2 separate regions of the Homo sapiens genome follow, and region 2 is linked to region 1. Evidence: chromatin contacts called from ENCODE Hi-C or POLR2A ChIA-PET data. All regions are on one chromosome and are shown on one strand. The core of a region is the stretch at or near the end of the contact, and the rest is flanking DNA. Distances in the headings are between cores, read along the strand shown. Region 1 holds the start of PDZD4 (PDZ domain containing 4). Region 2 holds the start of PLXNB3-AS1 (PLXNB3 antisense RNA 1).

Region 1 (3,185 bases), core at 255-2,754:
AAGGGCCGGGGAGAGAGGACCAGGAGCTCCGCCAGGGTGGGGCAAGATTTGCGTCCCCGCCCTGCCCCTCGGCTCCCGCACCAGGTGGCCAGAGGAGCTCGGCTCACAGCGTGAAGTCAGTCCCCGGATTCCTGGGAATTCTCCCCCGTGCCCAGCCCCTCCTTCCCCCGCCCCCGCCCCCGCCCCGGAGTTCTCGCCGATCCCTGCACGGGTTCCCCCACGTTCTCCCAAGCCAACACCCCTCCTGCAAAGCACTTGATTCCTTCCCAGTCCAGACCAATAAACCCGGGAGTTGAATCCAGGCCACTAAACGCATACCTGTCTGAGCCCTGTCTGCTCCTGGGTGCCTTGACCTTGACCTCCCTCCACTTAGCCCTAGGAGGTCTCAGCCCACAGCATCCGGGACATTTCTCTAGACAGTCTGCAGGGTGCACACAGAAAGTACACAAATGCGGGGCCGGGGGAGCCTCCGCGCACACAGAGACGGGGCACAGGAACGCACTCACGTAGTCACGCCACGCACAGGCAAGAAGCCCCGTTCCGGGCCGCGGGGCTGGGCTCCAGGTCCGAGCTCCGGGCCCCGCGTCTCCTTCCCTCCCCGCGGGGCCCTGCTGGTCCACGCCCCGCAAAGCCCGGCCAGGCACTGCCACCCGCAGAGAGCCCAACCCGCTGATCCCGGCGGCGCCCACTCACCCGAGACGCCTAAGGCCCGGGAGCCCATCGTTCGGGCAGGGCCAGGCGGGAGTGGGTGTCGGGGTGGGCACCCAGCCCCCGGACGGACTTGGACCGCGCCCGGGGACGCCCACGCACTCCCACGCTCCAGGCCCGCCGGGATCTAGATTCGGCGCCCCCCGCACGGCGGGAGCCTGGCTCCCTCCCCCGCCCTGGGTCCTGCGGGGAGAGCGTGTGCGGGGAACTGCGCTCGTTGCTATGCAACCTCCATCCCGCGCCCGCCGCACCGCGCCTCCCGGGACGGAAGCGCGCCCCACCCGGGCCAACCCCAACTTCCCACCCCACCCGTGGCTGGTTCCCACGGAGCGCCAACACCCAACAGCCCCAGGATGGGAGGGTGCGGACGGCTCCCTACCTTGTCCTCCTCGAGCCCTCCCGCTCTCCCACGCCCGCCGCTCCGGGCCTCCCCACTGGCCCGCTCCTCCCCGCGGAGGGCCGCGCCCCCGCCGCAGCGCCGGCGGCCCTACCTGCAGCATCACTTTGTACTGCTCCTCCGGTTTCTGGACCACGCACATATTACATCCCATGTTGCTGGCCGGCGAGAGGAGGCGGAGGGCGGGAACGGGAAGACGCCTTTCACTGACCCGGGCGCGGGACCTCGGGTCCCGGGCCGGGGCCAGGGGCCATACCCTGGCGCGGGGGGCGGGCCGCCTAGCGGGGGAGGGGGGCACGCCCCCGAGGTGGGGGCAGCGGCTCGCCCCTCAGGTTAACTCTTCGCTGGCCGAGGCCAGGCGCGGGCATGCTCCCTCGCACCCGGCCAGGAGAAAAAGGGCAGCGGGGGATGGGCGGGCGCGCCGGGCGTTGCCAGGCTACGGCCCCCCAGGGAGCGCGGGGGCGCGCCGGGCCGCCAGGGGCCGTCAGGGGCCGTGGGCCGCGCGCCTCCCCGCCCGCGGGGCCCGCCGCTGCCGCTGCCGCCTCCGGCTCCTGCCCATGGCCGCCAGCCCCGGGAGCCCGGCCCTCGCGCTCGGCGCCGCGGCCCGGCCCGCGACAGGGGGGCAGCGGCGCGGCGGCGGCCCCCGCCCGCGGCCAGGCCAGCGCCCGCGCTCCCGCCTCGCCCGGCCGCGCTCTCGGAGCTCCCGGCGCCCGCTCTTCGTCCAGCAGCCGCTGGCCGTCTCCAGCTCCCGCCCGGGACGACGGGCACGCGAGCGCGCCCACGGCGGCGGGGGAGGGGCGCGGGCACGGGGCGCACGCGCGCCGGGAGGGGCGGGGAGGGGAGCGGGGCCGGCTGCGGGAGGGAGCGGCGGGGGCGCTGGAGCCGGCGCGGGAAGCCGGGGGCGGGCGCTCGACGGAAGCGGGCGGGGGTCCTAGGCACCCCACGACACCCGGCGTCCGGTCCTGAGGGGCGGGCACCAGGCGCGTTGTCTGCGCGATGCCGCTCTGGGAGAGAGGGGTCCTGCCAGGAGGAGCAGTCTCCTGGGTCCCCCAGAGAGAGTCCGCGATTTCAGCCCCTCTCCCCGGTCTTGGACGCAGCAGCCCTCACGCCTCTGCTCCTTCCTCGGGCTTCGCCTTAAATGACTGCATCCCTCCTTCAACTCAGCCATTCCCTGCTGTCTTTGAAACGGACACCTTTGTTTAAAACAAGAAAGAAAGAGAGAAAGGGAGGAAAGAAAAGAAAGAGAGAAAGAAAAAAGGATGAGCGAAGCGTGGGGAGGGGGTGGGTCGTGGGGAGAGTGGCCTCGGAGGCCTTGGGACCCGGGCCTGCACACAGCACTGGCCAGCCTGGGCCCGCCGCCTACCTGTTCCTCAGCCCCAGCCCTCACCCGGTCCCCGCTTTCACAGCCCTTCCATCTCTTCCTCTTCTCTCCCACCACCTCCCCGTCTTCTTGGACAAGCCTGGAGGGAGAAGGCCTTTGCCTGGAAAGCAGCAGCGGGTGGAAGTCTGCGTTCCCAGAGGCTGCCCCGGCTGCAGGAGATCACTTGGAGAAATTGCTACATGCTTCATTTCCAGGTTTGGGCAAGTGAGGGAACCCCCAGCCACACGGGGCTGTTGAATCGGAGCCCTTCCTTTCCTCCCTGGCTCCTCGTTAGAAGAGAAATCAAGAATGGCGGGCCTGCCCAGAATGTGGAGAAGAGAGGCGAGTTTCTTATCCAGGGCTTCTCCCAGAAAGCAGAACTTGAGACAAGGGCTGGTGTGCAGGTTGCAACCTGCCACCCAATGGCTGGCTAGTCTTGAGGAATGGCGTCATATTGAGGGCTCAGCATCGGTCTCTGCAGCTGGTGGATGGAAGAACATTCACTAGCGGCAGTGTCTAGATGAGCCGTGGTAAGAGGAAGCCCTTGCCGTTGGGCTTATACAGAGCCTCCAGCCCTCCCACCATGGCCACTGGCATCGTGGGTCCATCGCATCCTGGGGAGAAGCTGGCTGACCTCCACCAGATGGTCCCCTCTGTTCGCTAGCTTCTGGCGCGCCCCCTCCACACTGCATGCTCCCCAGCGGCATGGGCGCGAAGACG
Region 2 (3,185 bases), core at 205-2,704, 64 kb before region 1:
TTCACCCAGGCCCCAAGGCTACCAGCCGGCATTTGCAGGGGCTCCAAGGTCCACCCCGTGCCCTTCACAGGGACCCGGGGAGCCAGGGAGGGGCATGCTTAGTGACACAGGGGTTGCAGGGCCAGAGGGGGAGGGCTGGCTGGAGGAAACCCCGGCCCTTTGTCCCCGGATCCCGGGGGTGGCTCCCTGAGGGTGGGAAGTGGCAAGGAGCCCCCTGTCCAGAACAGCCCAGTGGGGGTGACAGCACTAGCGAGTGGGGCCCTGGCCTGGCCTCTGGACAGAGGGAACATTGTTGTGGTGGAGGCAGGGCTGCCTTGGCCTGGCCACTATTGACAAAGCTGCCAGCTGTGAGGGAGCCCGGTCGCTAGGCCCTGGGCGCCACCCCCACCGCCGCCCCTCCTTCCCCAGGCCAGCTCGAATGGGGCTGAGCCTCGACTGTCTCCCTCCCACTCAGGACAATGCCCCCCCGCAGCCATCTCATGCCCATCGCCACTGCCCTGGGGCAGCTGAACTGAGCGTATGTGCCACGCCGCCCAGGAGACCCCTCTGCTGCACCACTTCATGGTAAGTGCCCAGGCCCGGTGTCCCCAGAAATGTTCCTGGGAGGGGCAGGGTAGGGCAGGATGGCTGTGGCCAGGCCCAGGACATACAGGCTGCAGCCTCCCTCATGGCAGACACTGCCCCAGATAGCCCGGGGTCCGCAGGAAGTGTCCGTGCTCTTCCTGCCTGTGTTCCTGAGATAAGCGGCTCCTGGGCCTTCCTCCAGGCGCTGCTCTGCCCTGAGTCGCAGCGGCCCCACTCCTGGTCGGCATGTGACCACACACCCAGGGCAGCATCTCTCTGTGGAGGGCAGGAGGGGCCAGAGAAGGGGCTGCTCCCACCTCTCACCCTCGGGGGCTCACCCCGGGGTCCCACCAGGCACACCCAGGAACCATCTCCAGTCTGGCACCCCTCCCTGCCCCTTCCCTGACCCCTCCCCCAGCCAGCTCTCCTGGTCTGCTCTTCTCCTGGGACACTCCTACACTGAGGCCCCCTGTGCCAGGCCCTGAGAGACCCAAACTGCTGGGGCCCATGGGGCAGGAGCAGGCCTCCCCGCACCCCTGAAGCCTGTGTTGTCTCTTGACACCCCTGGCTTCTCCCAGCACCCCCGCTGCCTTGCCCCAGTGCTTCCTCGCCCTGGAGCTGGGCGCCAGCATGGAGCTCACCCCTGCCTCTTCGCTGACTTGCTCCTTGCTCAGCCCGCGGCTGCCTGGCTCTTTCCCCCAGCTGCGGAGGGTTCCTCCTTGCAGCCGGCCCTGGCTGCCCAAGGCAGGTTTTCTCTCCCTGTCTGGTCCCTTGGGGCACACGGTGGCCTCACTCCTCTCACCTGACTTAGATCTCTCTTGTCTGGGTGGTGGGCGCAGGGGCGCGCTGTGACACAGCTTCCGCCAGCCTTCCAGCTCCCGCGGCCTCCCTCCCTCCCCTGCCCTCTCTCCATCCCTGCCCCCTCTGTGACTCACAGTCCCTCTGTTAGCGCTCTTGCGGCTTTCCAGGACCTGCCCCCCTTCAACAATCTACATGCATATAAAGTAGGAGATGAAAGAATTCTGTCCTTGTGTGCTTGTGCGTGCGTGCATGCACCCCTCCCTGCCTCTTGCTCCAGCTCTTGGACACTGTCTTTGTCCCTCCTTATGTCCCCCTCTCTCTGTGCCCCCTCTGTCTCCTTGTCTCCGCTCACTCTCTCTCATTCTCCATCTCTCTGCCTCCCTCCCTCCCTGGCCCTGAGCACCCTGGCCTCTGTCCACCCCACCTTCCACCTTCCTCTGGTCCTCTATCTGCCTTGCGCTCCCACTGCCCTGACCTGTGCCCTCTCACAGGCCCCCGTGATGGCTCGCTGGCCTCCCTTCGGCCTCTGCCTCCTCCTGCTGCTGCTGTCCCCACCGCCACTGCCCTTGACAGGGGCCCATCGCTTCTCCGCACCTAATACCACTCTCAACCACTTGGCACTGGCACCTGGCCGAGGCACACTCTATGTCGGCGCAGTGAACCGCCTCTTCCAGCTCAGCCCCGAGCTGCAGCTCGAGGCCGTGGCTGTCACTGGCCCTGTAATCGACAGCCCTGACTGCGTGCCCTTCCGTGACCCAGCCGAGTGCCCACAGGCCCAGCTCACTGACAATGCCAACCAGCTGCTGCTGGTGAGCAGCCGCGCCCAGGAGCTGGTGGCCTGCGGGCAGGTGCGGCAGGGCGTGTGTGAGACACGGCGCCTTGGGGATGTGGCCGAGGTGCTGTACCAGGCTGAGGACCCTGGTGACGGGCAGTTTGTGGCTGCCAATACCCCGGGAGTGGCAACGGTGGGGCTGGTGGTGCCCTTGCCCGGCCGGGACCTCCTGCTTGTGGCCAGAGGCCTGGCGGGCAAGCTGTCGGCAGGGGTGCCACCCCTGGCCATCCGCCAGCTGGCCGGGTCTCAGCCCTTCTCCAGCGAGGGCCTGGGCCGCCTGGTGGTGGGCGACTTCTCCGACTACAACAACAGCTACGTCGGGGCCTTTGCCGACGCCCGCTCCGCCTACTTCGTGTTCCGCCGCCGCGGGGCCCGGGCCCAGGCTGAGTACCGCTCCTACGTGGCCCGCGTCTGCCTGGGGGACACCAACCTGTACTCCTACGTGGAGGTCCCCCTCGCCTGCCAGGGCCAGGGCCTCATCCAGGCCGCCTTCCTTGCCCCGGGCACCTTGCTAGGGGTGTTTGCCGCGGGCCCAAGGGGCACCCAGGCGGCGCTCTGTGCCTTCCCCATGGTGGAGCTGGGTGCCAGCATGGAGCAGGCCCGGAGACTCTGCTACACGGCGGGCGGCCGGGGCCCCAGCGGCGCAGAGGAAGCCACCGTGGAGTACGGCGTCACGTCGCGCTGCGTCACCCTGCCCCTTGTGAGTGGCATGCCCTTCCATCCCCCCTCTCTGTGGATGGCTGGCATCTTTCAGCACTGGACAGGGGTGCCTGCCCATGGGAAGTGCCAGCCAACCTCTCAGCCAGGGGTCAGCTGAGTCTCCAGGTCTCCTGCCTGCTCTCCACCCATTTCTTTCCACCTTTCTCCCTCTGGATGCTATGAGCTTGCCAGGTGCCCTGGCCCTTCGGCCCTGATTGCTGGGCCTTGGGGTCATCCCAGGGTGCCTGGCTCTCCTCCCGCTGGCAGCCTGGGTACCCCCCCTGACTGC

The links. A loop is a pair of places that touch in the nucleus more often than their neighbours do. ChIA-PET counts read pairs that join two places held with the same protein, here RNA polymerase II (POLR2A). Pooled maps may share reads with other maps.
Region 2: a map of sigmoid colon shows a loop between it and region 1 (14-fold over the local background). The contact joins the promoter of PLXNB3-AS1 here to the promoter of PDZD4 in region 1. A Hi-C loop is called at or near these places in 3 of 168 maps with a recorded cell type or tissue (OCI-LY7, sigmoid colon and uterus), 1 of 37 single-sample maps with no recorded cell type and 7 of 50 pooled maps. POLR2A ChIA-PET finds 5 or more read pairs at or near these places in 1 of 52 experiments (activated CD4-positive, alpha-beta T cell).

The regions. Positions count from the first base shown.
Region 1 is chrX:153,829,040-153,832,224 of GRCh38, forward strand. It overlaps PDZD4 (PDZ domain containing 4), which reads right to left and starts at 1,505. Exons shown (of 8, transcript NM_001303512.2): 1 at 1,200-1,505. The coding sequence starts at 1,259.
Region 2 is chrX:153,765,017-153,768,201 of GRCh38, forward strand. It overlaps PLXNB3-AS1 (PLXNB3 antisense RNA 1), which reads right to left and starts at 1,455. Exons shown (of 3, transcript NR_199696.1): 1 at 1,367-1,455. PLXNB3 (plexin B3) reads left to right here. Exons shown (of 36, transcript NM_005393.3): 2 at 455-564; 3 at 1,857-2,897. The coding sequence starts at 520.